2 separate regions of the Mus musculus genome follow, and region 2 is linked to region 1. The links are chromatin loops, found by intact Hi-C in ENCODE. Cell type or tissue: heart. All regions are shown on one strand. Each heading gives the region's core, and the rest is flanking DNA. Links, peaks and the distances in the headings are about the cores only. Region 1 overlaps Gm29185 (a long non-coding RNA gene). Region 2 overlaps 6030407O03Rik (RIKEN cDNA 6030407O03 gene).

The links. Peaks named below come from ENCODE experiments on the same cell type or tissue, not always from the same donor. Only the 100,000 strongest peaks of a DNase experiment are listed, where the experiment ranks them.
Region 2: it touches region 1 in a loop (2.0-fold over the local background); 2 of 42 quality-filtered maps call a loop at or near these places.

The regions. Positions count from the first base shown.
Region 1 is chr1:73,194,459-73,210,087 of GRCm38, forward strand. The region is part of intron 1 of Gm29185 (a long non-coding RNA gene); the gene reads left to right. Among named protein-coding and RNA genes, the nearest start is that of Gm31197, 62 kb to the left of the region's middle. In heart, for the core only: a CTCF peak has its summit at 5,901; a DNase peak (open chromatin) is centred at 5,843; H3K27ac peaks cover 1,892 bases.
Region 2 is chr1:73,636,889-73,652,517 of GRCm38, forward strand. The region is part of intron 7 of 6030407O03Rik (RIKEN cDNA 6030407O03 gene); the gene reads right to left. Among named protein-coding and RNA genes, the nearest start is that of C530043A13Rik, 110 kb to the left of the region's middle. In heart, for the core only: a CTCF peak has its summit at 7,487 (motif pointing left); DNase peaks (open chromatin) are centred at 7,663 and 8,313; H3K27ac peaks cover 1,796 bases.

The DNA.
Region 1 (15,629 bases), core at 2,715-10,714:
AATTCAGTCAGTATCATGGTGAGAGAGGAAGAAAGGACTACAGAGTAAAGGTGATCAGGAATAGGACTGGCTTCAGGATGGTCTTTTGAAGTACGTGGTTTCAATGCCACTGGGCTCTGTATTCCTGGAAATTTCAATTTGATCAATCCAGGGGCACAATATGGATTGTAATGTGACCCAACAGTTAAGCCATTAGAAACAGGATGATGTTTCCTGGAATGCTGCAGACACAAGAGAGAGAGAGACCACACATGGTGCAAGGGTGCATGCTCACCTCTTTCTAAGGTTTCTATAATTTCCCAAGGACCATGGCTCTACAGATATAACTTATGAAAAACTTAATATAAACCATTAGGTGATGTTCCTTCAAACTAAATGCAGTTATGTTATCCTTTTCAAAAATAAAATACATGGATACTTTACATGTGTTTTATTTCTAATGCAAACTATTTGAAAATGCTACTTTAAAAAACTATTTCCAAACCTAATTGTTAATTACACAGTAATCAGCCTCCCTTGCTCCCCATCATCACTGAGAAAGAGCTCCTACTTAGACACGAGGGAACACGAGGACTGGAATGTATATCAAATATTTGAGGCTAATAGTACCAGTTTAGAGCCAAAATCTTCAAAACCTAAACCCTATGGCAAGGGTTTTATTAATTATAGTCACAAATAGAATATGGACATTTATTCTACTTCTCAGAGCAGACATTTACTTTAAAAAAAAAAACCTGCCATTTTCACACTTCAAATTGCTTTGGTATAAAAATAATGGCTGCATTAAAAAAAATGTTCATGTAAGAAAAAAAAAAAAAGAAGCAGGATGATGGAGAGATGGGCAGCATCTGGATATAAGGGGGAAGAACTGGAGAAACGGGGAGCACTGAGTGGATGAGGAAGTTTGAGGGTTCCAGGGCAGTTTGAGTTTCCCAACATACATTTACACTGGGGGCATCCTGGGGTGGTTTCCAGGAAATGGGATGGGACCCTTTTGCTTTTGGGATAAGACCAGGTTTGGAATGTGCAGCTGTCCTTCAGTATCCCTGGCAATCTGGTTTAAGTACCTCTGGGATATCAAAGTCAATGGTGTTTAAATCCTTCATATAAAACGGTGTGGCATTTGCATGTAATCTATGCACATCCACCCTTATTCTTTAAGCCACTGGTAGGTCATTTACAATGCTCAAATGAATATTATACATACCAGGAAATGACACACAAAAATATTTGGGAATATTCAGTATACATGCAAATGAAAGTTTATTTTGATCTTCAGTTTGTTGAAGTCACAGATGTGTGCCCATGAATATGTGGAAGTGATTATCCATGGAAGGAAATACAGGAAAAAAGATGGAGTACCAGAACACCCTCCATGGGTTGGGTGGGCTGTAAATGGAATACATTTGTCCTGGGCAAACACCTCTATGCTCTGGGCTCACTGAGATGTTTATCCGTGGCTTGGATTTCTGGAAACACTTCCTTTGGTCTATACCTTAGCACTACCCTTTTAATTTAAATGAATATAGTCAGAGTAACATGGACAAACTAACCAGAATAGTGAGCCCTTCTCCAGGATGCCAATGGCAAAACTGGGCTGCAAAAAATTCAGACACGGAGGGAGGCTAGAAAGGAATACATGACTGCACTTTGAATGAATGGTATATGCTTTCTAGGGGACTTCTAGCCTTTTATATGTGGTATTCTCCTGGGATGACAATAGCAGATGAACGGTATTCAGCAAGAAAGGGATAATGACTATATGGGCAGAGCAGGCAAGGTCTGGCATTTACTGCTAAAAAGCAGAGACCAGACAGCTAAGTGGCTTTAGCTACTAGTGGAGTCAGGAGAAATCACAGTGGTCATGTGTGCAGAGAAGGGTTCTTTTGGGTTTGACATAATGAACCAGGTAATGGATTTTCTGACTTGATACATGTCCTGAAAGCTCCTTCTGAAGTTTGGGGTTTCTTAAGGTTGAGAACCTAAAGTCCTCAAGACTCTGGGGGGGGGTGGGGAGTTGTCTCTCAGGAGATGAAAGACAGAACTGGAGCCCAGTTATAAACTCTGAGCAAGAGCCAGTAGTCAAAGCTAGAGATGGGTAACTTATAATCATCTATGGAAAGCACGCTGAAGGACATATCCAACAAAGGTACGAAATGTGGGATCCTTCTAGGTTCCTGAAGCTGGTGGCTCCAGACTTCTCCTTACCTCTAGTTGAGCTACGCTGTCTGTGTAGAAATCATGGATGCTGCCCTGGAATCCAGGGTTATCCTAGAGAACTGAGAAAGAACACACGTGTATGATTTACAGCAGGATTAAAAAGAATTAGTGTGTATTGATAGTGCAAAAAGGTCCCATTAGGATATTTTCATACATTCACAGAACATGCTTGGATCCTGAGTATGGGTTCATGTTTTTTTTTTGTTTGTTTGTTTTTTTGTTTTGTTTTGGTTTGGTTTGGTTTGGTTTTTCAAGACAAGGTTTCTCTGTATAGCCCTGGCTGTGCTGGAACTCACTTTGTAGACCAGGCTGGCCTCGAACTCAGAAATCCACCTGCCTCTGCCTGGGTCCATGTATGCCTGGGTCCATGTATTTTCATACATTCACAGAACATGCCTTGATCCTGAACTGACTCAGGAAGTATGGGTCCATGTCCCAGCTGTGGGAATTTGAGCTGAGTGACTCCAGGCAAGGAACTTGGCATCTTTTAGGTCAGTTTCTTCTGAAATATAATGGGGCTTGGATAGATGATCAAAAGACAACCTTTGGATCATAGTTCTTTATAACTCTGTGTTCTGTGACCCCCTCTTTTACTTGAAGGGCTCTTCAATCATTATTTTTATTGCTGTCGCTTTCATTCATATTAATAATAGCTTTTGATTATTTCTCAGATCATCGTGGTTGGAACATGCAGTCATGACAAGGACAGTAGCTGGGCATGTGCTAAACAAATTATTACGACAATGGAAATTCTACAGGGGCTAAAGCAGTGATAGTCACTGACTGTCCCTACTTCCTACTCTCAGGCAAATCTACCCTTGATGCAATGCCTCTCAATAGAGGAATGGATACAGAAAATGTGGTACATTTACACAATGGTGTACTACTCAGCTATTAAAAAGAATGAATTTATGAAATTCCTAGGCAAATGGATGTACCTGGAGGGCATCATCCTGAGTGAGGTAACACAATCACAAAGGAACTCACACAATGTGTACTCACTGATAAGTGGATATTAGCCCAAAACTTAGGATACCCAAGATGTAAGATACAATTTGCTAAACTCATGGAACTCAAGAAGAATGAAGACCAAAGTGTGGACACTGTGCCCCTTCTTAGAATTGGGAACAAAACATCCATGGAAGGAGTTACAAAGACAAAGTTTGGAGTTGTGACAAAAGGATGGACCATCTAGAGACTGCCATATCCAGGGATCCACCCCACAATCAGCTTCCAAATGCTGGCCCCCGTCTACTATCAGCATGACCCCCATCACCAATGCTGCTCTTCCATGCACTGCCTTCCAGACCTGGAAACCCTACAGATGCCAGGAAGGTCACTGACAATGTAACTTGACTCCATTCCTTTGCCACAGCAAAGAGTGCAGCAAATAAACATAGCTGTGCATGTATCTTAGGGGAAGGACTTAGAATACTTTGAGTATATAACTCAGGGTCATGTAGCTAGGTCATATGGTAGCTTAAAGGAGAAAAGGCGGTCTTGGGTGTGGGACTGATGCTAATCGAATTCATGTGACATGAAAGCAGAAGGAGAAAGGGAGAAAGGAAGCCATTAAAAGGAGACCAGGGGACAGGAGAGGGGAGTGAGGTAGAAAGATCAACAGAAAGAATGTACGAGAAACTGCAGTAATTAAGCACATCATTTTGTAGAGCCAATTAGAAAATAGCTATCAGAAACCATGTTAGATATGATGTTGATGTCCTCAACATCTGGGAGGGTGGTGGGCAGAAAGGAAAGAGAGGAGAGGAAAGAAGAGGAGAAGGGGGGGGGGAGCTTATGGTTCATTTATGAGCATGGGTGGCAAACCTGGATACTTAATGGTTAGTTGTCCCTACTAAGTGCTGGCCCTGAGAGGGACGGTGCCTCCCTGGGTTTCTGGAATCATACATTGCATGCTCTTTCTAAGCACTTGCCTCTCCAGTGCAGGACTGGCTGCTGTCAGCAGGGCTGCCCTTCTCAGGCTTCCCTCCACACACCCAGCATTCTGCCTCCCCGGCTTTACCCTGGATTTCCTTCCTACTCGTTTCTGTACCATATTCAGGGAACAGATCCAAGCCAACCTTGCTCTGTGGCCATTTCCCAGGTGTCTCTGATGCACAGCTCATCGGCATCCTCTAGTTCTTTATTGTCTGTTCTTGAGAAATTACCGTATTTGACCTTGAGTCATCTTCTCATGGTAAATGTCACCCCTGCTGTCAAGAGCTCCCAAAGGCAGAGCCTCATTTTGGACATAAATACTGACCTTTACCTTCTCCTGTTGACAGCTTTCTCCTGAGCTCTAAAAGGGCTCAGCAACCTGCCTGTGCAGCCTCCTCCACTCTTGCACAGCCAGAGCGGTGGCAGGCCCTTGCTCTGCTGTCTTCTTTGTATTTCATGCTGCCACAGCTGTGTGTGTGTGTGTGTGTGCTGAGGCCCAGACTCCAGCACCAAACACTACTCAGTTCCTAATGGAAACGCATCCACGAAGCCAGATAGAGGGACCAATAAGATCCCTACATCAATTAAGATCAAACTCAAAATTTCTGTGATTTTGGGATGGCACAGTTCTTAACCTGTCTTATAAAGGAAGCCTTTTAAGGTAGGACTAGAATTAAAATAATTTCCACAACACACAATTATACATTAACCCTCTTCAAGGAAACAGGCCAGGGAGCAAAGAACTAATTTTTTTGTGTGTTAAGTGTTATTTTTCGCTTGCACAAGACATTTTCAGACTCTTCTTACAGGTCTGTTTTTACTGTGTTTTCTTCCATGGTGGTTTAGAGAATTTAATAGTCGCTCTTGTAAACACTGCACACGTTTTGATGACGTAAGGAATGGTAACAATAAAGGCAGGTTGTCCGAATACATTTACTTCAATGTATGGAAAGGGTGATAATTTTTTCAGAACAATGGATTGGTGGGTGTATAGATCCCAGTGCAGATACTAGGGGTGGGAGTGTCTTGGTTTGTGGCTAGCCTTTCTATTTTCTAGTGACCCTGGCTGCTATATGTCCTTGGTGAGTCCCTTAATCACTTTAGAACCTCATTCCCTCATCAGTAAATGAGGTCGATGACACCCGCCCTTCTGATTTCCCAAAGCGACGATAAAGATAAAATGAAATGTGCTATAAAGTATAAAGCACCGGGCAGACCATAAATCACAATTATGATTTTAAATTGATACGTCTAGAATGTCATGACTTCATCTCGCAGGCCTAGTCTGTAGAGGAAACCTGAGACAGAGCTCTGTTACCCCGATTCTCATTAACCTCCATCTGACTACCTGCACTGCTCTCCTCGGGTTCCCATCTACCACTGCTCCGTTTTGTGATCTGTCGCCACTGTGTGAAACTTTATTTCTCAGTGTATCCCTTTTTGTAGGCTTGCAAGGATTTGCGGGGCTCTAAGGCTTCTTATTCCTTACTCTGCTTCACCACTGAGAAGGGTTTTGCCTACCAACTTAATCTTATCACCGTCTACAACTTTCTCACTTAGGGCTGCATGGCCCTTTCCTCTGACCTGGTTTCCTCCATGGTTTCTTGTTATCTCAGCTGCTTGTCCTGTTTGTGTCACTTCCTGTTGCAGCCCCGGGCTCCACCTGCCTCCTTTCCTCTCCCACACTGATGGGAACCCACAGATTATCTTGCTGCTTCCAGGTCCCTGCAGGCCACACTCTGAAGGACCTGCCTCTTCCTCTCTAGGTCATGATACCAGAGACATCATCAAGAAAGGGAGGCCCCACCCATAGCCTCCTTTGCACTGTAATCATTTATTGTACTTGAAGGGAGAGCAGGCATTTGCTAGAAGAGTCAATAAAACAAAGAGTAGGCGTCTCCTTTCACGGTGGTAGGTGGTGGGATTTGCTTTCTGAAGAAGCCCTAAGGACCTCTGTGCTCACTTCCCCCATTGCCTGGGTTAGGGAACAGAGATGAAAAGTGAACTCACCTTGTAAGGTCATTGTGATGGTTTGCCACCTCTAATGGGTGCTGGATACTAAAGGTGAGAATGAAGGATTAACTCTTTCCTGACTATTGATCAGGTTCAGTCATAGCATTTTTAGAGAACCCTTCCCTATTGTCCAGAAACAGTCTCCTTTCCCATCAAGTTCCAAATGTCTGGGGGTGGAGGACCTCTCCAAACATCCTTTTCCTGTCCGTAGACTCTCTCCCCACCCTTCCTTTCCCTATCAGAAATTGAAGATTCTGTCAGCACTCAGTGGCACCAGAGGCAATTTACAGTATATTTGGTGGTATAAGGAATGTAGAAATTCAAAGGATGTTTTGTTCCCAATTCTAAGGAGGGGCATATTGTCCACACTTCAGTCTTCATTCTTCTTGAGTTTCATGTGTTTAGCAAATTGTATCTTTTATCTTGGGTATCCTAGGTTTGGGGCTAATATCCACTTATCAGTGAGTACATATTGTGTGAGTTCCTTTGTGAATGTGTTACCTCACTCAGGATGATGCCCTCCAGGTCCATCCATTTGGCTAGGAATTTCATAAATTCATTCTTTTTAATAGCTGAGTAGTACTCCATTGTGTAGATGTACCACATTTTCTGTATCCATTCCTCTGTTGAGGGGCATGAACGCCAGGGCCAAAAAGGGGGAGTGGGTGGGTAGGGGAGTGGGGGTGGGTGGGTATGAGGGACTTTTGGTATAGCATTGGAAATGTAAATGAGCTAAATACCTAATAAAAATGGAAAAAAAAAGAAATTCAAAGGAGTCTTTTTTTTTTTTAAAATGGTCTCTGGTTTATAATGAATACTCTTACCATAGATGGTGGAAGCCATTGTTTGGATGCAATGAGTCACCAGTGAAGCTTCACTTCATTCTGTCTCTCACTTCATGTTTCCTCTGTTTTGTTTTGTTTCTTTTTTCTTTCTTTCTTTTTTGGTCAAGAATTGGGACCTTATAGAGGGGGTGAGGAGCCAGGTCATGGATGCCCTTGGAGAGGTGGAGAAGAATACTATACTCAGTGAGTCTTTGAAGGATCACTGACTACCTATCTATGGCTGCATTTCACCCCACCCCAAGGTAGGTACTCTAAAATATCTTTATTCCTCTTCACTGTGTAGGTAAGAAATCTGAGCAGGGCTCAGTTGGGATGACTCCTCTGTTACATGTGATGGCTGGAAGATTAAAAAGTGGCTACACTCATATATCTGGAGCCTTAGTGCTGATACTTAGCTAGGGCATCTTGGTTTAGAAGGAAATCCTTCAATGAGCCTACAATAATTCTTCTTCTGATGTCCCTGGCAATAGCTGTCACTCCTGGTGGTGTCTCTGAACAAATGCAAATGACATATGACAATGCTCAGGGTTGGTAAGCTGGGAGTACTTAGAGACATGATTACTTGGGGACTGTAGATTAGTAACAAATGCTTCTCTGGACCAGAGGCTGCAACTGCACTGATCGTGTGTTTCCCACCTCAGTATAAAGACTTCAAATCCCATCTTACCCACCTTTCAGTACGCCGTCCTTGCACTTCATCTGACCTCATTTCAGACAACCTCACTCTGTTTTGGGCTAGGATAGGTTGCTTGGCTATGGACACATGTAAAACAGTAATTGACCTTTTGTCACCTCAGCAGAGTGGTTGAATGTGGCCCCCGGAGTAGTTGTCATGGGCCGTGAGATCAGATCACACTTGTTAACTGCAAGCAACTTACCTTTTGTAAAATTTCTCATGTGAAAAATGGGAGCAATACTGTATCAATTGATCAATCAACCAGCCGATCACTCAAGAGTGCTCAGAATACCAAATGGTAAAGGTAGAGGCTTTTGGATGCTTGCCAGTGCCTGGCATGGCTCAGGACTCTATTTGTTGGTCCTAAGATATATTCATGTCATCATTCCACTTTCCACTTAAAATATAAAACACGCAAATAAATATATTCCTAATCACTGAATCTGTCAGTACAGACGAGTAGAAAAAGAATCAAGGAAATGGAAGGAAGAAGAAACCAGAGATTAGAGACTGAAATCAACTAGATAGTATGGAGACAAAGGAGGAGGGGGGAGAGGGTGACAGAGACAAAGAGGAGATGGCACGACTGAGAACACACATGCCTCATGAGCAGACATCACTTTCCGAGGAGGAGTCTCATCTCTGTGGTTGCCTCAAACTCACTGGCTCCTGAAACCTAAAGCCCTTGCTTGTGGGAGAGGAGGAGGGGTGGTCAGAACATAAGGGGATTCTGCCTGTGCTAACTTGGAAAAGATCAAATGGAAAAAAAAAAGAAAAGAAAAGAAAGGAAAAGAAAAGAAAAGAAAAGAAAGGGTGTTGGGACAGGGAAGGGAACCATTCCTCAGAGTGAGGTTCAGGGCTTGGCTGTTAATTTAACCAGGAGAACGTCAGTATTATCAAGTCTTCAAACAGTGATCCCAGCCCAGGGGTAGTCTAGTTCTCCCCTAGCCTCAAGGACCAATCAAACTGTGCTGTACACATTCCAGACTGCCTCTCTGTACCTTGTTCTTTTTAACTCTGGTGCTTTAGGACTGGTGATTGGCACCTATTGGAAGGCAGCTCCTTACCAAGAAGGAGTAGGAGCACAGAGGATGGGCATCAGCTCCCTGATATAAATTCCCTTCTCTGCCATGGAGATGAGGTCAGGGCTGGGGCCTCAGGATCTCTCAGTATGTATATGGCAGAATTAGGTAAAGTCTTGATTCCAAGCTAGAATATGTGCAATATGAAAATCCCCTTTTGCAAGACACTAGAAAATGGGTTTCCTCGAATAGTAGGAACCATGAGAGTCTCTTTAGATATCCCAGCTGCCCTTATCGATGTCATTGAATGCCATGCAGGGTTAATCAATCATTCAAGGATTAGTCTCCCCATCCCAAATTGGGATGACATATCTCTTTTATACATAAACTTCATATAAACCCACAAGATTCAGGATTCAGAATAGAAAACAGAGATGATAAAAGAACTACATGTTTGCATATGAAACTTGAATTAAGAAAATGTTGATTTAAAATTAATTTTCTGTGACCACTGATTGTGTTTTCTGCTCATAAATATACGCCTAAAAGATGTAGAAGACATCCTATGGGGAAATTTTTTTATTATGATTGTTAATGTATTTGCTTCCTACACAGTTTAGAACAAATACGTTACCATAAATCCAGAAAGAGAATTTGAATGTACATGAATATTTGCCAATGAATACCCATGATTTATTACATCGAAGTTTTCATGGGTCAGTAGCCCAGGCACTTGTCTGGCCTCATCCTCAGCACAGAATTTGACAAGGCTACAATTAAATGAGATCAAGACTCAGGGCTCATCTGAGGCTCTCCTTCCAAGTTGCACAAGGCTTGCTTCTTCAAGGTCAACAGAGGAAAGTATCTCTGGATCCAGGTCCTCTCTAAATAGTTCATCTGATTTGCTCGACCATGGCAATGCCCTGTGCACTTACTCGCCGTCAGCTATGTAAAAGTCTTAATTACATCGATGAAAATCATTCTTTCTTGACATATATCAGATCCTAATCACAAGAGTGACATTCCATGATTTCTGGAGGGATCATCATACCAGGTGTTCATCAAAAGTAAGGATGTTTGAATTCTGCCTAACTCAGAAGCAGTTTCTTCTTTCTTCCTTTCACAAAGACTCCACAGCCCACCACTACCGTCCCACAGCCCACCACTTCCTCTCCATAGCCTACCATTTCCTACCTACATTCCACCACTTCCTTCCCATAGCCCACCACTTCCTCCCCACAGACCACCATTTCCTCCCCACAGTCAACTTTTTCCTTCCATTTCTCTTTTCTTTTTTCTTTTCTCTTCTCATGTCTTCTTTTCCTCTCTCTTCCTTCCTTTTTCTCCCTCCCTCCCTTCCTTCTTTCCTTCCTTCCTTCCTTCCTTCCTTCCTTCCTTCCTTCCTTCCTCCCTCCCTCCCTCTCCCTCCCCTTCCCCCCCTCCCCCTCCCTCTCCCCCTCCCCTTCCTTCCTCTCCCTCCCCTTCCCCCTCCCCCTCCCCCTCCCTCTCCCTCTCCCCTTCCTTCCTCTCCCTCCCCTTTCCCCCTCCCCCTCCCCCTCCCTCTCCCTCTCTTTCCCTTTCTTCCAGTCTCTTTCATTTCTTGAGACCAGGCCTAACTATCTAGCCCTAGCTGGTGAGAAACTCATGATGTAGTCCAAGTCAGCCTGAAACTTGTGCTCCTCCAGCTTCTTCTTCTTGAATGCTAGGATTACAGCTATGCGTCACTACATCTGGCTCCTGATGGGTGTATTTCTGACTTTGCCTTTGAGTGTTCTTTTCAGAAGCCCTGTCTTGTCTCTAAATTCCCCTTTCCTCAGCCTCCATTGTATTCTCTACTCTCTACGCATCTGTCATTTGTCATATTCCAATTGTCCTAAGTGGTATAATTCCCCAAACAGGCTAAGTCACTGTGCTGGGAGTGAACTGAGCTTAGAAGTTTCCTATATAATCAAGTGTGGATTTATCCCTTGATGGGCTCATAATCTGACATTATTATTGGGAGGAAGTGTAAAGTTTTAGAGGTAGGGTCTGACTGGAGAAAGCAGATCACTGTGGGCATGATCTTGTGAGATGTATGTTATGCAAGTTTTTTTCTCCTCTTCCTCTGCCATGAGGCAAGCTGATGTAGTCTAGCATATAGTTCATGCATGATGTTCAGTCATCTAGAGATATTAGTCTTCTAATCTTCTATGACATACATATAAGTTAGTCTTTTTCGTGTCTTTATTTTTTCTTCTAGACAAAATGGCACACAGCGAAAGAAACAAGCTTTTATTTATTGTGATAGCTACAGTAGCTGGCACAGTGTTGAGATACTGTAGACCCTTCATGCTTTTTAATAAAGGAAACAAACAGAGGTGAATGAATGTTTCCTCTCTCGAGACTTTAGTTTTCTTACCAAAGGTGATACTGTCTAATATCTATAGCTAACACAAGGACTAGGGTTACCTTAAACTAGTTTTGTCACTAGGATATCCCAGAGGAAATCAGAACTCTGGGAAATATGACATCAATAGTGTGTGCTGAAGTTTTAGAGAGTTATATGGGGGAGTTTTGGCATCATAGAGTAGCAGACCTCTATAGTAAACTGTGAGAGCTCTCTTCAGCATACTTTAATGCAGCTGCCATGAATCTGAGATTGGCCCTTGCCACTCTCCTGCTTTAGGGGACACAAATGAATGAGAACCTTGGATGGTGCACTCTATAGAAGTATCTTTGTGTTTTCTTTAAGACCATCATGCTTCTCGCCCTCTGCTTCTCCTCATGACTGACATCACTAGAGATTCAGTAGTGATTCAGCCAATGCCTGCTGAAGGTCATGTGACTGCTCTGCCAGCTCATTTTGGCTCAATGACTTTACCAAGCCTTTCTTAGGCTGCAGGGCAGAGTAGGTGCTTGGCTCCAGTGTTTGCCCTGCATTTGCTTTGGGTCTAAGGCTCCACCCAAGCTTCTCTATGTTCTTTCTGCTTCCTTTCTATATAAGGAAGGTTATTCTCATTATAAAATTCTCAGAAGTTTAATCTCATCTTGACAGCTAATCCTTAGGGGGTAGGGGGAGAATCCAGAACAAAAATGCAGGCTACTGTAAGATTGTTTCTGTTTGTAAGTTGGTGTTTAGCAATGGAAGATTAATCTATCTTAACAATAGAGATAGGGAAGGAAGCTTTTGAGTTCTCATTTGGAGAAAACTCTAAAAAGGTGTGTGTTTGGGGGGTGGGGGGTTGAGGATTAGCATGACAATGACAGTGGCAATCATGATGGAGGCTTTAGAGGAAAGGGACATGGGAAGCTAAAGACAGGACTGGTTGCTTCTCCCAACCAGAAAGTTTTCTCAGGGAACTCATTTATACTGCAAAAGAAGCAAGCCTGTTATCAAAGTCATACACACACACACACACACACACACAGAGAGAGAGACAGAGACAGAAACAGAGACGAGACAGAGACAGAGAGGGACAGAGACAGAGACAGAGTCAGAGTCAGAGACAGAGACAGAGACAGAGAGACTCTTCTTGTAGTCTATGTAGTAGAGTATAATAAATGAAATCAGTAGCAATGGGGCTATTTACAGAAATATGATGACAATTTAGGAAAACTTAATGAGGATGATACAATATCCTTTAGGTTACATACACCTGTGAATCTTGAAGGCATAAGGGACTGAAGTAATTCCTGAAAGAGGAAAAAAAAAACCCTCGGATGTAAAGAACTCTTAATACAGTCCTCTCTTTTATTGAAGAAACCCAGGCACCTACAACAGCATGTTTGCCTCTCATCTTTTTGTGCACCCCAGTGGTTAAATTCAAGCAGACATTAGTAACCATGAGATGCCTGATGCAATCTGTGTAGCTGGGGATACATAAAGCAGTGTAGACAAGGAGTGGTGTGTATGGAGAGCAAATGGTAAGTATATTTCACACACTGCAAGAAAGGTGTGTTAAATTCTGCAGAGCATGCGTGGAAGGTATAAAGAGAAGCAACTCTCAGGAGTTTGTTCTAGATCAATGAACTAATGTTGTTTCTGTTTATTTTCTCCAAATATTTTCTCCAAATATTCAATTGCTTGGGAATCTATCAAAAATTTTAATTTGAGACATTCGAAGTTAGGTGAAATACACAGAGTTCGCCTGACTCTCTGGGTTCATTTTCTGTCTTGTTGACACTGTATAGTTTGATTCTTAGTCTTTAAGCTGTGCCTATCCAACAGATGACTTCCAACTCTAATGTGACCTCACTAACTGACTGAACCCTCCTTTTTGGGATCGTGCTACCCTGGCCTGACCCCACTTTCCAGTCTGGAACGCTTCTGACCAGTAATAATTGACTGACACCTGGAGCTGAGCTGGCTGTCGTTCTGTTGAGGGACTGGATCGGGTGTGTGTGGGAGAGGCCCTGATCAGCAGCTCTCATTAGTCAGCTTGCGGTCCTTATGCCACTCACAGTTCACTGGGGACAGTGTGTACAGGAGGTAAAGTTTCCCACCCTGATTGATAGCACTACTTTCTCACTCAGATGAGATAACAGCGAGGATACAAATAAACACGCTTTCAGGGTGAGGCAGGAGGACACAGTTTGCAAAGATTTGAGCCCGCATTTGGACAATGTTATCAGTCTTCATGTCACAGCAGAACCTATAGCTTTTCCACTCAAGCCAGGCACAGTGGATGGAGAGGGACAGAGTTTCTGCAAGTTAGTCATGTTACAGAAGTTGTCTTTCAAAAGTGGCTTTTGGAATAGACTCAAGGGAGCTGATGTGAAGCAATGGTGTCTATATTAGCTCTTGTCCTACTGTGACAAAATAACCAACAAAAGAGGCTCAAAAAAGAAAGGGGTTGTTTGGCTTGCAGATGAAGTCCATCATGGTGGGAAGACACAGTGGTAGGAGTGTGAGACAGCTTCTTACATTGTATCTGCAGTCACAAAGCAGAGAGGGAGAAATAGTAGTGTTCAACTTGATTTCTCATCTTTAATTCACTCATGACATCATCCCAGGAAATGGTACTACCTGATCTTGGATGGTTTTTCTGATCCCAGCTAATCTAATCTAGAATTTACTCTCACACACGTCAAGAGGTTTATCCCCTATTTGATTGTAGATGCGATCAAGTGGCCAATCAATATTAACATCATGCTGTCCTATGAAAATATTCATCACTGGGAGTGTTGCAGGGTTGGGGGAATCACTTCATGGATTGCCTCCTCTGAACTATCTCTCTGAAGTCTATAGCAGACATCTCAATTTTATGAACATCATGTCAATTCTCCTTTACTTAGGGTGATGTTCTCAAACTGGGGAATGTTAGAGTTATGCAAAGAGCTTTTAAATGTCCCAGTGACTAAGCTGTGATCTAGATTAATTAATTTAGAATCTTGGTGGGAGCAACCAAATGGTGGAATTACCTGGGGCGTGTTCTTAAAACCAAGACACAGACTCAGAACCTACAACTTGAAGCATCCCAAGGTATTTCTTCTTCTCCAGTGCTCCACAGCTAAATCCCCTTCTTTTTTCCTTAGGCAGTTAAACCTCTGATCAATGTTATAGCCAACTCAGAGTCATCAATAAAACAAAATAGACAGCCAAGGAGGAAGCAGCAGCGAGCATATTCAAGGCAGGTACAAAGCAAACGGAAGGGCAAATCTAGCTGCACTGGGCAAAGCTTTTGACCTTTGACCTCCTCTCCATCTCATCAACTGAATCATGAACAAGAGGTGAATTCTCAAGGCTGGACCTCTTAAAGGAAAGCATTGGCCCAAATGCTATTGACCTCTGCAGAAATATGGAGCATAACTTGAAGAGCCACTGAGAGATGATGTTAACCCTCAGACTTCCCGTCCCTCCTTGGTGTCTCATTAATGATCAGCTTACCTGCGTATCCCATGAAGGTTGCTTTGACATGATGCCCCAGTATGAAGATGGTTTTGGTCTACAATTGACAAGTTATACAGGCACTACTGAGACACCTGGAATTCTGTCTGGAATGTTCCATGGTGATCAGCTTAAATGTGAACATTTGATTGTGGATCTGGTTAAACCCAAAGGGCTACAGGAAAGAGCTGACAAAAAAAAAAAAAAAAAAAAAAAAAGGACATTTCTAGGTCATTGTCCATTGCTAGGTTTGGCTTGGCAGCTTGACTTGCTCCACTCTGAAGTTCAGAAAGGGTAGACTAGGAAATGAAGAAGGAAAAGAGAGAGAGGAGAGGGAATTTTTTTTTTAACTTTTCAAGTTCATGATGTTTCAGCTGTAGACACAGCTGAGACCAAAGCTTTGACTCTGGCTCATTGCCATTCTCATCTAGATAAAAAACTTATTTTATCAGGAGTTAAAAACAAAGGCTACTTTTAGATCGCATACTCTGAATCTGTCCCTACCCTGTGAGATTTAGGGGACTCTTTGTAAAGTCCCTGCCCGTTGATTCGGCATAGAGAGCAGTACATTGCAGTGATTCAGGTTTCCTGAATTTGAAATCTGACTTGTTTCCCTAACTGGACATCTTCAGTATCCCTGGGCCTAAGATTTGTAAACTGCGAATGGAAATTAAAGTGGCATCCCTATCCCAGGGCTGTGGTGATAGCTGAATTGTATTGAAGCACACAGTTACCCAGAAGCATGTGAGCTGTATAGCTGGTGCTCAGTAACTAGCAGCACTACCTTACAGTCTAGGAATCACTATGTGATGCTTAACATTGATTGTCAACTTGATACAATGCAGAGTCACAATGGAAAGAAACCTCTGGAGACATATGAGGGAGTTTCTAGGCTCTGCTGAGATGGTGCCATCCAGGCTAAATGTGGGTGACATCATTCTACAACCTGGGGTCTTGAGCTGCGTGAACAAAAGAAAGTAAGCTGAGCACCAGCCTCTGCTGCTCTCTGCTTCCTAACTGTGGATGCAGTGTGAGCTCATCTTCTGTGA
Region 2 (15,629 bases), core at 2,612-10,611, 440 kb after region 1:
ATTCCCCATATGTGCTGATAACATCCAGATCTCAGTGATCCATGCATCCAGTGAGTCACAGAGTCTTGGAGGAGGTGTGTCCCAAGGCAGAAGCTCTCCAGGGATACGGTTCACATCCACCCAAGAGCCACTTCCCTCCAGCCTGGATATTAGACAACAGCATGCTTATGGAATGCCCAAGTGCTTGTAAAAAAGATTATTACTAAGTAAGAGTGGATGATGATAATTAATTACCCCCCATTAAAGAGAAAGTCCCTGGAGCAGGAGCATCAAAGGCAAGATTCTACTGAGTCGGCAATTCCTTTGGCCAGGCAACACGATGACTCCACAGCTTGCCCACGTGACTGTTTTGTTCTCCCCAGTACTGGCTTGAAGAATGCACTTTGACTTCGGACAACTTCCTTTCATTCCCATCTTTCTCCCCATCTACAATCTAGTAGTCATCATTATTAAAACCTCACACCAGAAATAGGTCACAGACCTATTTCACAGCATTCCTTTGATGGGTTAATTCATGGCTACCCTTTAAAATCTAAATTAAAAGAAAGTCACCTTTAATGAAGAGCAAAGTCTATCTGCCATTCAACATGGAGGAACCTATGACATATATATAAGGATTCCATCTCCCCTTACACAAATCTACCAGGAGAGGAGTGGTCATAACAGGAAGACATGGCAAAGCTCCAGAAGAAGCCAAAGAGCCAGCCTAACTGTCCGCCAACTCTTGACAATGAAACACACATTCATTCTGTTAGAAACAAGAATTTGGGGAAGATAGCTGAGTGGATAAAGTGCATGCTATACAAGTGTGGAACCCTGAGTCAGATTCCCTAGTATACACATAAAAGCCAAGCAAGGAAAAGGTGTGTCAGAAATCCCAACACTAGGGAGATAGATACAGTGGATCTCACTGGAGCTTGCTAGTCAGCCAGCCTAGCTGAATTACCATATGTCCCAGGTTCAGTGAGAGATCCTGTCTCAAAATATAAGGTGAGGGAAAGACCCTTCACACTGGCTTCTAGACTTCTCCAAACACTAGAATACACACACACACACACACACACACACACACACACACACACACAAAGAGAGAGAGAGAGAGACAAAGAGAGACAGAGATGCAACAGAGAAACAGCACCATGCGATATTTCTCTGTGATCTCGGACTGTCAGCTGAGTTGCGGCAAGGGAGCCAGCCACAACACACCACATTAGTTGCTTCTCTTGCAGCTCTGATCAGACACATGACAGAAGCAAATTAGGGGAGGAAGCATTTACTCTGGCTCACTGTTTTGGCCCATTGTGTCAGGGAAGGCACCATGTGCTCAGGCAGTGGAAATGTTCAGTAGAGGCTCCTCACAGCTTGGTAGGCTGGGAAAAGACAGCTCAGCTTAGACTGGAACCAGTTGATCTAACCCTTAAGGCGTATTCCAATAGCCCAGGAACTGGAAGTTGGTCTAGCCTTTAAAGCCTACTCCAGCAACCCACTTTTGCTACCTAGGCCACTGTTCCACAGCATCTCTATACAACATCATCAGTTGGGGACTGGATATTGAGACACCTAAGTCTGTGGATAGTTCACATTCAAACCATACCAGATACCATGACTGTGGTGTAGTCCCTCTGCAAAGCCATTGTCTGTCAGGGAAGAAGGGAAAGATAATGACCATCCCCTCCCCAAGCTTCCACTGCCCCTTAGTCCCATGTATGCCTCAGTGAAGGCATAAGGAGGGACAGAATCCAGCTGGCACGTCCAGTCGGTCACCACAATGTGACTATTGGAATGGCCAGCCACAGGTTCTCAGCAGCGGTCGAGACTTCCGGTGACCACTGATTACCTGTGTCCGATATTCAGCTGGACTACAGCTCATGGCTGTGGTCAGAAATGATTCCTGCCAGCTTAGCATCTGCGTGGAAAAGAACACTGTGCCCCATCCACCTCCCTTTACCCTGCTGGGGCAAACGTGAAAGGTCTGTGACAAGACAGAAAGGCAAGCAGTCCCCAGAGTCCATGGTTAGAGGAACACTCCTACCAAGTCACACTGGCTATTTGGAGAGTGGAAATTCAGCTTTGTGTTGAAACACTGAGATTAGATGTCTATCTGTGCTGACCCCTAATGACTCTGGCCATGACTATTAGGATGGTATTATACTTGGTTGTTCCCTGGGACAGTCTCGAAGCCTGCAAGTCATGATGGAGGCCTGCAACTTTCTAGTTTAAATTTTAATGAATTAATTAATTATTCACTATGTGTATATGTATGTGTCTAGGTGTGGTTTGGCGGTTTCATGCATGTGAGTGTGTACATGGTGGCCAGAAGAGGGCATGGGAAATCCCAGCCCTAGAATTAGAGACAAGTTGGGAGTGGCCTAAGGAAAGCGTGAGGAACTAAACTCAGACCCTCTGCAAAAGCACTCTTAACCACCGAGCTTTTCCTCCAGTCCTTACCTTCCTAGTCTTGCACAGCCTCCACAAGTTCGTTCTTGGGTATTTATGGTATATACATATATGCGCACGGGTACGTGTACTCGCATGAGTGTGTGTGCATAGGTCCAAGGCAAATATTAGATATCTTTCTTTATTGCTCATGACCTTATTTATTGAGCTAGGGTTTCTCACTGAGCCTAGAGCTCATGAATTGACGAGCCTAGCTGGCCACTGAGCCTCTAGAAGCCTCTTGTTTCCACCCACTAGCATTGGAAGTACAGGTGATGACCCTAACACCTAGATCTTTAAGTGGGGAACTATCGTTTGAAACCCAGAGTCTCAGGCTTGCAGTACAAGTGCTCTACCCACTAAGGCATCTTTCCAGCCCATCTCCACCACATTTGCCCTCATGAGAGCTCAGATAATTAACTAATCCTAAAAGACATCTCTGAATTGTACCTCTTGTTCCCCTCCCTACTCTAAGGTACACAGGTCTTCCCAATACCTATCTGCCAAAATTCTGCACCAACTGCAAAGATCCAGGTAGTTTTATGGACACTGGGATATAATGGAGTTTGGCTTTATTCTCTATCCCCAAGATACAACAAAGTGAATATTTAATTTGATAGAAAACATAGTGCCCAGAAGCTGAGCTAGCTGGGTACTGACAGCTATCAGTGGTAACTAGCTCAGCTCCGTAAGATTTGCTTTAGGTGAGAATTATTTTCCTGTGTTTTCTTACTGGTAAGGTGGTGAATAACCAGAGAACCTCTAGGTCATGCAAGCAGGAGCAGCAGAACCTTCTCAGCTTCCTGACTCCATAGGTCCTATAACCTTTTCCTTATACAGGTATTCCAATAGTCCTTCCCAGATAAGCCATGATGAGACTCTCAGAGGGTCCCTTGGTGGTCAGCTTTGGTCAGTAAATAAAGACCTTCTCATTGGTCACAAGTCTACTGATTAGAATGACAGGACAGAATGTGTTTGCCAAGGAAACATATAGCAAATATTTATTGCTTTGTGTTTGTTTTATCTGTGTGTACATGTTTGTGCATATTCTCTCTCTTCTTCTCTTCCCTCTCCTCTCCTCTCCTCTCCTCTTCCCTCCCCTCCCCTCCCCTCCCCCATCCTCCTCCCCTCCCCCTCCCCCTCCCCCTCCTCCTCCTCCTCCTCCTCCTCCTCCTCCTCCTCTCTCTCTCTCTCTCTTTCTCTCTCTTTCTCTCTCTCTCCCTCTCGCACAGGCTATCCCTCACTCTCCAGAATGTTCAGAAAGTACTTAAACTTACAAGCTAAGTATGCCTGCCATCAACAGCGCTGTCTACCAGAAGGGAAGGATCCGTCCATCACCTCAGACAACGCAAGAAGCCTTTGCCGCTGTTTCCAGAGGCTGAGACCTGTAGGTGAGGGTACAACTCCTGTGAACAGCTCTGACTCGGAGAACAAGATAACGTAGATCACAGTGCTAAAAGGAAAGAAGCACTGGCCGGTAAAGCCCTGGGTCTTGGAAAGGATGCCTATATTTCAAGCTGTGGCTTTGCCAAGGGTTTTCTGTGAGCGAGGCAAAGCTTCAGCAGTTCTGAATTGTCCACTCCTTGGCTGTGAGCCAATCCACACTTCCCAACACCTTCCGAAAGCACCCCTCACTGTTCCCAACTCTGTGAAGGAGGCCATCTCTATCCCACCCCCACCCCCAGCTTCAGCATTTTATTGTGGCAAACACATGGAGAGTTTTGTTAAAAAAAAAAAAAAATCCTAGAAGAAGAAAAGGAGAGACCAAGCTTATTAAACTCCTCCAGCCCCCTTCAGTGTGGATTCTTTTAAGTCAGTGGCTGGATTTCTTTGAGGTCTCAGTACGTGCTGCTGTGCATGGCTGGTTTAGTGGACGGAAAGGGAGGTAAGAAAAGCTCTGCCCTGGGTAAATAAAAAACCCTTTTGTTAATTCCAGAGCCACTGACAAGGCCATGGTCTATGTCAGGCAGCCTACACAGAAGATTCAATTCTTCTGGGACTGAAAACAAGGAACTAGAGAAGCTCTCCCCCCACCACGCTGCATAACTTCGTCCTGTGCCTGCTAAGTTATTCCCCGCTAATGCATCAGCTGTGAGAGCCCTGCGAAACACGCCATGGTTAAAATAAAACTCAAGCCCCAAGCATTGAGTTTTATTTAAAGAGAAAACTGTTAAGTTGTCTAAAAGTTAGTATCCTCCATCCTCCCCCGCCCCCACTCCCCAGAAAATAACCTAAATCGCTCATTCTCTGGCCAGCCCTTCATGTTCTCATATCCTGACCTGTCCAAAGCAGACTCTAATGTGACCAAGGGATGTGCGCAACCCATCTGAGACAGCTTAGAAATGTTGGACAGAAACAGGCCTCGGGTGATACACCAAAAGGCTGGTCCCCAGAATATCTTCCACGTGGTTCTCTCCAGGAAACTTCTACTAGCGCTTGGTAGAAGATCTTTGCATGTTTGGATTTCCAAGGCGTCTTCCCTCCCTCTGTATCTTTGCTGTATCTTCCTCCCGTAGATTTCCCAACCAGACAGTCTAGGGTCAGGTAGGGTCAGGAAGGTTCTAGGTCTGTGTCCACCACAGACAGGTGACTTTTCCTGTCCGAGACTTAGGTTGTTGGGTTGGGTTTTTTTGTTTTGTTTTGTTTTTCCTTTTTCTTTTCTTTCTCCTCATTTATTCAATGTGAGGTGACTGTTAGATACTGGGAGTTAAGCTTGGCCATGTGTCACACAACTAATAGATTCAAGAATAACACCTGGAAGAACAGTATTGAGAAGCCACACCGCTGTTATTTATGTCATCTGCCTTCCCGTGTGTGTCCCTGAACACAACCAGTCCTCAAGGAACACTAGCCACTTGCTGGTAACCTAAAGAGTAAATTGGGTGAATTATTCCTGAGAGCTGTGAATAGAACAGGAACGAATACCAGAGCCTCTGCAAATTCCGATTAAGACCCTACTTTGCAGAAAACCATTCTCTTTCCATTTACTGAGCAGGTGCACATGACCAGCCTGATGCTGAGATCTGCCTCACAGTCTCCTCTGGGAATCACAACTCTGCAGTTTACAGAGCTCTGGGATCCCAGTCACCACAATGCTTTAAGTGCATTGGTTCTGCTGTAAAAATTATGGTAGTGTCCCAATACCCAGGTGTCTTCACAGGACCTCTCAGCTTTGAGCAGACACCTGGTTTGCTATTTTCTAGAAGGCAAAGTCTGTAAACCATCTTTAACTGAGTCCAGAAGACTTGAGTTTAGCTTCAGACTTTTCCCACTGGATGAAGAGTGTCCCGTGGGAGCCTGACCTACTGTCACAAAGCCTTATGGCTTCCCTCTTACAGAGCCCAACTCCCTGATGATTATCCTAGAGTTGGTCTTGCTGTGTCCCTCCTCTGTTATGTCACCGGTATAGGAACTAGACTGAGAGCCACGGAGCTACAGTGCTAAGGCCTACTAAGGAATCTGGGGAGGCAAGCTGTAAGTTGGTCATGGCTTTTGAGCAAGCCCTGGCAAGTGAGAGCCTGCATTCACACTTGTTCTTTCAGGTCTAATAAGCTACACGCTGGCTTTCTTAGCATCCCAGAATAGCATGCTGAGGCCGAGAGGCCAGCCTGTTTGATGTCCTGCTTTGGACATTTGCATGTCAAAGCAAGGAGGCTACTCGATTATGTGTCACGAATTACATTAAGTATCCTGTCTCTCTCTTAACTCAGCCCTGACAATTCCATCCCTGACCTTGACCACTGTGAAATCTCCACTGGGGAGCGGGGTGGGAGTGGGGGTGGACTGCAGGATTAAAATATTCCATTTGTGTTGTGGTTCTAACTGGTCTACCTCGGATTTTAGAGTTCAGTTCTTCCAGCCTCCTCAGAGAGCTTCAGTCTTAAAAATATCAAGGAAGGCAGAAAGAAAAAAGAAAACAAACAAACAAACAAAAAAAAAAACCAAGGAATGATTTAGGAGTCAGACAAGCCTTGATTTGAATGGTGATTTAACTACTTACTAGAGATTCCTTGCCAAGAGTCCTTAACTCTGCAGTTTCCACAGGTAGGAGGTGGAAGTACTATCTTCTGGACAGGATGCTCTGAATGTCGCCAAGAATAGAGCATTAATAAATAAATAAATAAATAAATAAATAAATAAATAAATAACTGTCATTATGGAAGTCTGGTGTTCTCCAAACAACCTTCCAGTTCTTTAGCCCTTCAAAGGCCAAAGCAGCTCGCTGAAACCCATTGCCCCAGATTGACCGACGAAATCCAAACTCAGATTATTTAACTCAGCTCATCCAGGCACACACTTCAGCGTTTATGCTCTTTCTCCAAATCCCCTCCCTCACAAAGACTCTCAAATACCCCCAGGAACTCTTCTTCCATGTGCTTCCCTCACCCCGAAATCCATTCCCTGATCAGTGAGCCCCCAGCCTGCTGGCCTCTGACTCTGTCTCCCCTTGTCTTTCCTTACTCCCCTCTCTGAATGCAGCACTGGCAGTCTGCCCTCCTCCTGTTTCCTTCTGCCCTTCTTCTTGGCAGTTGCCTAAAGTGTCTCTCACCATGAGAATCTCTTCTGGTCCTCTTCAAGATTATAATGCTTACTGCATTGTCACGTTTTGATACTTCTGTCTTTTTTTAGAGAGCTTGTCAATGTTTCTACCCTGCTCGAAAAGTTTTTCAGGGGGCCAGGGATTTTGAGGCACAACAATTTCTTTGAGGAAGTTTTACACTTATTTTAAGAGGATAATTTTTGATGACTTCTTTTTTGACACTGCTGTAGCTTAGGGTACAGAAACATGCCTGTGACACAATAAGTCATTGTAAAGTGATTTCATTCCGTAGGTATGAGAGTGCAGATGCAAAGGAGGATGCCTCCTACGTGGTGTGGGTGTGTGTGTTCCCCTTTTTTATACCTAAACTACTTCCCTTTGAGTTTAAGTTAAACATCTGAGAATAAATATAAACATTACTGATGTCTTACCACTAACTAGGAGTTGTAACCACTTAGTGGGATAAAATGCTACATTTTTAAAAATAAGATAAACAGCAGCTGTCCCACCAGCGAGCCCTCTGCTGGAAGGGTTTCTTTCCACCTTTGAGTTTTATGGTCCTGAGCATGCTTCCTGTCCAAGAGCAGTCATCAGCTATCTGGTGGCTTAACTCCAGCTTACGGATATTTTATTAAAAGCTGCATCCGGTTAGGCCTTCCAAAATGTCCAGCAAAAATGTCTCCCACTAAGGTAAGGAAATGAACAACAGTGTTCAAGTCTCAGAGGGATTACTCCACTCGGAGAGGACGCCAGCTGTTCTCTATCCTGTCTGAAGACACAGCAACAGCTAGACCTGCTGAGACCATGGCAGGCAAGATGCAAGTGGCCTGGGTAGAAAAGTGCACACAAGACAAAGCATTGTGAAACAGTGGCTTAAGGCGCAGATCACCAAGCCAAACAACCTAAACTCAATCACTAGGAGGGAAGAAAACCCACTCCAGCTAGTTCTCCTCTGACTTCCACACATGCCCCATGGCACGTTCACATGAACACATGTACACACGTACACACTAAATAGATGTAATTTGAGAGAGAGAGAGAGAGAGAGAGAGAGAGAGAGAGAGAGAGAACACATCGACTCACAGCACCAGCAAGTCTAAGTCACTTCAGGTTCCTGGTCATAATTTTTTCTTTTGTATTAGACAAGTTCCTTAAACTCAGTCTGCTTCCCTGTAATTATAAAGACAGAGGGCTGTTAGTTTCCTCTAAATGTGTTAGAGGATTAAATAAAATAATGTGGTCCAAGGCCTTGGATACATGAGTTTTCAATGTCACTATATTCCCCCGCACCCACGGAAGCAGTTGAAAAAAAGCAATCACTTCCTTTCCTCTAACTGCAAATAGACATCAAAGGCCCCCTCTGCCTCCCCCTCCCCTCCGTGATCCACCTGAAAGAGAAAGAGTTGGCATGCATTGTGGGTTACATCAAAACTCAGCCTTAGCTGGTCAAACAGATCTTTCCAGATCTCACTGGGAACAAGCATGCAGGCTCCACTTTCTTAGTAGCATGGTATGAAGTAATATAAAACAACTTAGGAGAGCTGGTTGTATATGCCCATCATGTTCAACCTCTTCAGAACTCCACACAGTATGACTGACAGACAGACAGACAAACAGACAGACAGACAGACACATATACACACATACACACACCACCAGAACAATGGTTCCCAACCCTCCTAATGCTTTGATCCCTTAATGCAGTCCCTCATGCTGTGATGACCCTACCCCCAACCATAAAATTATTTTTATTGCTACTTCATTACTGTAATTTTGCTACTGTTATGAATTATACATAAATATGTTTGGAGATAGAGGTTTGCCATAGGGGTCACAACCCACATGTTGAGAACAGTTGCACTAGGCTGTGTAACACTGTGTAGTGACGCTATAAATGAGTGGTGGATAGCCCTAAGCAGTGTAAGTCATCTATGAGCAGAGAGGCTGCCCCAGAGTTCTGGAGTCATAAGATTCTGGTGTAAGAGTCACTGCCAAAATGAAAATATTCTGAAGAGACACCTGGCTATTATAAATAAGGCTGCTATGAACATAGTGGAGCATGTGTCCTTCTTACCAGTTGGAACATATTCTGGATATATGCCCAGAAGAGGTATTGCTGGATCTTCCGGTAGTACTATATCCAATTATTCTATTGTTTTTAGATTGATATAATTACATCATTTCTCCTTTCTCTACTTCAAACCTTCTCATACATCACTCCTTGCTTTCTTTTGACTTCATGGCCCCGTTTTTCACTAACTGCTGTTACATGCACACACACACACATATATATGTATGTATATATGTATAATGCTAATGTATGTCTTCAGGGCTGACCACTTGGTATTGGGTAGCCAACTGGTGTGCTCTTCCCTGACAAAGACTATTTCTCCCACCCTTAGCATCCTTTAGTTACCTCTAGTTCTTTGTCTAGAGTTGAGGCCATACGGGCTTTCCCTGTATACATTAGCATGTCTATTGTTGTTTTCCTAATTCAGTTCCTGTTTAGACAGCCATGTTTGAGACTTTATAAGTGTGGCTTCTGACATTCCTAGGAAATACAATCTCACAGTAAACTCCCTGTTTCTCTGGCTCTTACAATCTTTCTCAATGATTCCTATGCCTTAAGAATAGAAGTTGTACTGTAGATGTTTCTGTTGGGACTAAGCTTAATAGCTCTTTATTCTAATTGGTTGTAGTTTTCTGTAATGGTCTGTCACAATGTTATTGTCTGTTGCAAAAAGAAGTTTCCCTCATGAGGGGTGAAGAGTACACTAATCTGTGGGTATAAGAACAAATATTTATATTCTTTATACACTAAACTTCCTTTAATTGGCTTATTATAGATGGATGGTTAGATCTGATTAGACCATAGATTATCACACACACACACACACACACACACACATTAAATGTCACAGCAATCCTGAAGTCTGTAGCTACCATATGTCAGCTTGAATACTCACACAAAGTTAGAGTATATTTATGTTCAGTTAATGAAAGCAAATTCAGTATTCTCTGTACACTGGAGTATGCAAGCCAAGTCAGTACCTGTAGCCAACTCAAGAATCACGGGGTCGCCCTTCCGCTCGACTCGAGACTCGAGCCCCGGGCTACCTTGCCACCAGAGTCTTGCCCAACACCCGCAAGGGTCCACACGGGACTCCCCACGGGACCCTAAGACCTCTGGTGAGTGGATCACAGTGCCTGCCCCAATCCAATCGCGCGGAACTTGAGACTGCGGTACATAGGGAAGCAGGCTACCCGGGCCTGATCTGGGGCACAAGTCCCTTCCGCTCGACTCGAGACTCGAGCCCCGGGCTACCTTGCCAGCAGAGTCTTGCCCAACACCCGCAAGGGCCCACACGGGACTCCCCACGGGACCCTAAGACCTCTGGTGAGTGGAACACAGCGCCTACCCCAATCCAATCGCGTGGAACTTGAGACTGCGGTACATAGGGAAGCAGGCTACCCGGGCTTGATCTGGGGCACAAACCCCTTCCACTCCACTCGAGCCCCGGCTACCTTGCCAGCTGAGTCGCCTGACACCCGCAAGGGCCCACACAGGATTCCACACGTGATCCTAAGACCTCTAGTGAGTGGAACACAACTTCTGCCAGGAGTCTGGTTCGAACACCAGATATCTGGGTACCTGCCTTGCAAGAAGAGAGCTTGCCTGCAGAGAATACTCTGCCCACTGAAACTAAGGAGAGTGCTACCCTCCAGGTCTGCTCATAGAGGCTAACAGAGTCACCTGAAGAACAAGCTCTTAACAGTGACAACTAAAACAGCTAGCTTCAGAGATTACCAGATGGCGAAAGGCAAACGTAAGAATCCTACTAACAGAAATCAAGACCACTCACCATCATCAGAACGCAGCACTCCCACCCCACCTAGTCCTGGGCACCCCAACACAACCGAAAATCTAGACCCAGATTTAAAAACATTTCTCATGATGATGATAGAGGACATCAAGAAGGACTTCCATAAGTCACTTAAAGATTTACAGGAGAGCACTGCTAAAGAGTTACAGGCTCTTAAAGAAAAGCAGGAAAACACAGCCAAACAGGTGATGGAAATGAACAAAACCATACTAGAACTAAAAGGGGAAGTAGACACAATAAAGAAAACCCAAAGCGAGGCAACGCTGGAGATAGAAACCCTAGGAAAGAGATCTGGAACCATAGATGCGAGCATCAGCAACAGAATACAAGAAATGGAAGAGAGAATCTCAGGTGCAGAAGATTCCATAGAGAACATCGACACAACAGTCAAAGAAAATACAAAATGCAAAAGGATCCTAACTCAAAACATCCAGGTAATCCAGGACACAATGAGAAGACCAAACCTACGGATAATAGGAATTGATGAGAATGAAGATTTTCAACTTAAAGGTCCAGCTAATATCTTCAACAAAATAATAGAAGAAAACTTCCCAAACATAAAAAAAGAGATGCCCATGATCATACAAGAAGCCTACAGAACTCCAAATAGACTGGACCAGAAAAGAAATTCCTCCTGACACATAATAATCAGAACAACAAATGCACTAAATAAAGATAGAATATTAAAAGCAGTAAGGGAGAAAGGTCAAGTAACATATAAAGGAAGGCCTATCAGAATTACACCAGACTTTTCACCAGAGACTATGAAAGCCAGAAGAGCCTGGACAGATGTTATACAGACACTAAGAGAACACAAATGCCAGCCCAGGCTACTATACCCGGCCAAACTCTCAATTACCATAGATGGAGAAACCAAAGTATTCCACGACAAAACCAAGTTCACACAATATCTTTCCACGAATCCAGCCCTTCAAAGGATAATAACAGAAAAGAAGCAATACAAGGACGGAAATCACGCCCTAGAACAACCAAGAAAGTAATCATTCAACAAACCAAAAAGAAGACAGCCACAAGAACAGAATGCCAACTCTAACAACAAAAATAAAAGGGAGCAACAATTACTTTTCCTTAATATCTCTTAATATCAATGGACTCAATTCCCCAATAAAAAGACATAGACTAACAGACTGGCTACACAAACAGGACCCAACATTCTGCTGCTTACAGGAAACCCATCTCAGGGAAAAAGACAGACACTACCTCAGAGTGAAAGGCTGGAAAACAATTTTCCAAGCAAATGGACTGAAGAAACAAGCTGGATTAGCCATTTTAATATCGGATAAAATCGACTTCCAACCCAAAGTTATCAAAAAAGACAAGGAGGGACACTTCATACTCATCAAAGGTAAAATCCTCCAAGAGGAACTCTCAATTCTGAATATCTACGCTCCAAATGCAAGGGCAGCCACATTCATTAGAGACACTTTAGTAAAGCTCAAAGCATACATTGCACCTCACACAATAATAGTGGGAGACTTCAACACACCACTTTCTTCAAAGGACAGATCGTGGAAACAGAAACTAAACAGGGACACAGTGAAACTAACAGAAGTTATGAAACAAATGGACCTGACAGATATCTACAGAACATTTTATCCTAAAACAAAAGGATATACCTTCTTCTCAGCACCTCACGGGACCTTCTCCAAAATTGACCATATAATTGGTCACAAAACAGGCCTCAATAGATACAAAAATATTGAAATTGCCCCATGTATCCTATCAGACCACCATGGCCTAAGACTGATCTTCAATAACAACATAAATAATGGAAAGCCAACATTCACGTGGAAACTGAATAACACTCTTCTCAATGATACCTTGGTCAAGGAAGGAATAAAGAAAGAAATTAAAGACTTTTTAGAGTTTAATGAAAATGAAGCCACAACGTACCCAAACCTATGGGACACAATGAAAGCATTTCTAAGAGGGAAACTCATAGCGCTGAGTGCCTCCAAGAAGAAACGGGAGACAGCACATACTAGCAGCTTGACAACACATCTAAAAGCCCTAGAAAAAAAGGAAGCAAATTCACCCAAGAGGAGTAGACGGCAGGAAATAATCAAACTCAGGGGTGAAATCAACCAAGTGGAAACAAGAAGAACTATTCAAAGAATTAACCAAACGAGGAGTTGGTTCTTTGAGAAAATCAACAAGATAGATAAACCCTTAGCTAGACTCACTAAAGGGCACAGGGACAAAATCCTAATTAACAAAATCAGAAATGAAAAGGGAGACATAACAACAGATCCTGAAGAAATCCAAAACACCATCAGATCCTTCTACAAAAGGCTATACTCAACAAAACTGGAAAACCTGGACGAAATGGACAAATTTCTGGACAGATACCAGGTACCAAAGTTGAATCAGGATCAAGTTGACCATCTAAACAGTCCCATATCACCTAAAGAAATAGAAGCAGTTATTAATAGTCTCCCAACCAAAAAAAGCCCAGGACCAGATGGGTTTAGTGCAGAGTTCTATCAGACCTTCAAAGAAGATCTAATTCCAATTCTGCACAAACTATTTCACAAAATAGAAGTAGAAGGTACTCTACCCAACTCATTTTATGAAGCCACTATTACTCTGATACCTAAACCACAGAAAGATCCAACAAAGATAGAGAACTTCAGACCAATTTCTCTTATGAATATCGATGCAAAAATCCTCAATAAAATTATCGCTAACCGAATCCAAGAACACATTAAAGCAAACATCCATCCTGACCAAGTAGGTTTTATTCCAGGGATGCAGGGATGGTTTAATATACGAAAATCCATCAATGTAATCCATTATATAAACAAACTCAAAGACAAAAACCACATGATCATCTCGTTAGATGCAGAAAAAGCATTTGACAAGATCCAACACCCATTCATGATAAAAGTTTTGGAAAGATCAGGAATTCAAGGCCCATACCTAAACATGATAAAAGCAATCTACAGCAAACCAGTAGCCAACATCAAAGTAAATGGAGAGAAGCTGGAAGCAATCCCACTAAAATCAGGGACTAGACAAGGCTGCCCACTTTCTCCCTACCTTTTCAACATAGTACTTGAAGTATTAGCCAGAGCAATTCGACAACAAAAGGAGATCAAGGGGATACAAATTGGAAAAGAGGAAGTCAAAATATCACTTTTTGCAGATGATATGATAGTATATATAAGTGACCCTAAAAATTCTACCAGAGAACTCCTAAACCTGATAAACAGCTTCGGTGAAGTAGCTGGATATAAAATAAACTCAAACAAGTCAATGGCCTTTCTCTATACAAAGAATAAACAGGCTGAGAAAGAAATTAGGGAAACAACACCCTTCTCAATAGTCACAAATAATATAAAATATCTTGGCGTGACTCTAACTAAGGAGGTGAAAGATCTGTATGATAAAAACTTCAAATCTCTGAAGAAAGAAATTAAAGAAGATCTCAGAAGATGGAAAGATCTCCCATGCTCATGGATTGGCAGGATCAACATTGTAAAAATGGCTATCTTGCCAAAAGCAATCTACAGATTCAATGCAATCCCCATCAAAATTCCAACTCAATTCTTCAACGAATTGGAAGGAGCAATTTGCAAATTTGTCTGGAATAACAAAAAACCTAGGATAGCAAAAAGTCTTCTCAAGGATAAAAGAACTTCTGGCGGAATCACCATGCCAGACCTAAAGCTTTACTACAGAGCAATTGTGATAAAAACTGCATGGTACTGGTATAGAGACAGACAAGTAGACCAATGGAATAGAATTGAAGATCCAGAAATGAACCCACACACCTATGGTCACTTGATCTTCGACAAGGGAGCTAAAACCATCCAGTGGAAGAAAGACAGCATTTTCAACAATTGGTGCTGGCACAACTGGTTGTTATCGTGTAGAAGAATGCGAATCGATCCATACTTATCTCCTTGTACTAAGGTCAAATCTAAGTGGATCAAGGAACTTCACATAAAACCAGAGACACTGAAACTTATAGAGGAGAAAGTGGGGAAAAGCCTTGAAGATATGGGCACAGGGGAAAAATTCCTGAACAGAACAGCAATGGCTTGTGCTGTAAGATCGAGAATCGACAAATGGGACCTAATGAAACTCCAAAGTTTCTGCAAGGCAAAAGACACCGTCAATAAGACAAAAAGACCACCAACAGATTGGGAAAGGATCTTTACCTATCCTAAATCAGATAGGGGACTAATATCCAACATATATAAAGAACTCAAGAAGGTGGACTTCAGAAAATCAAATAACCCCATTAAAAAATGGGGCTCAGAACTGAACAAAGAATTCTCACCTGAGGAATACCGAATGGCAGAGAAGCACTTGAAAAAATGTTCAACATCCTTAATCATCAGGGAAATGCAAATCAAAACAACCCTGAGATTCCACCTCACACCAGTCAGAATGGCTAAGATCAAAAATTCAGGTGACAGCAGATGCTGGCGAGGATGTGGAGAAAGAGGAACACTCCTCCATTGTTGGTGGGAGTGCAGGCTTGTACAACCACTCTGGAAATCAGTCTGGCGGTTCCTCAGAAAACTGGACATAGTACTACCGGAGGATCCAGCAATACCTCTTCTGGGCATATATCCAGAAGATGCCCCAACAGGTAAGAAGGACACATGCTCCACTATGTTCATAGCAGCCTTGTTTATAATAGCCAGAAGCTGGAAAGAACCTAGATGCCCCTCAACAGAGGAATGGATACAGAAAATGTGGTACATCTACACAATGGAGTACTACTCAGCTATTAAAAA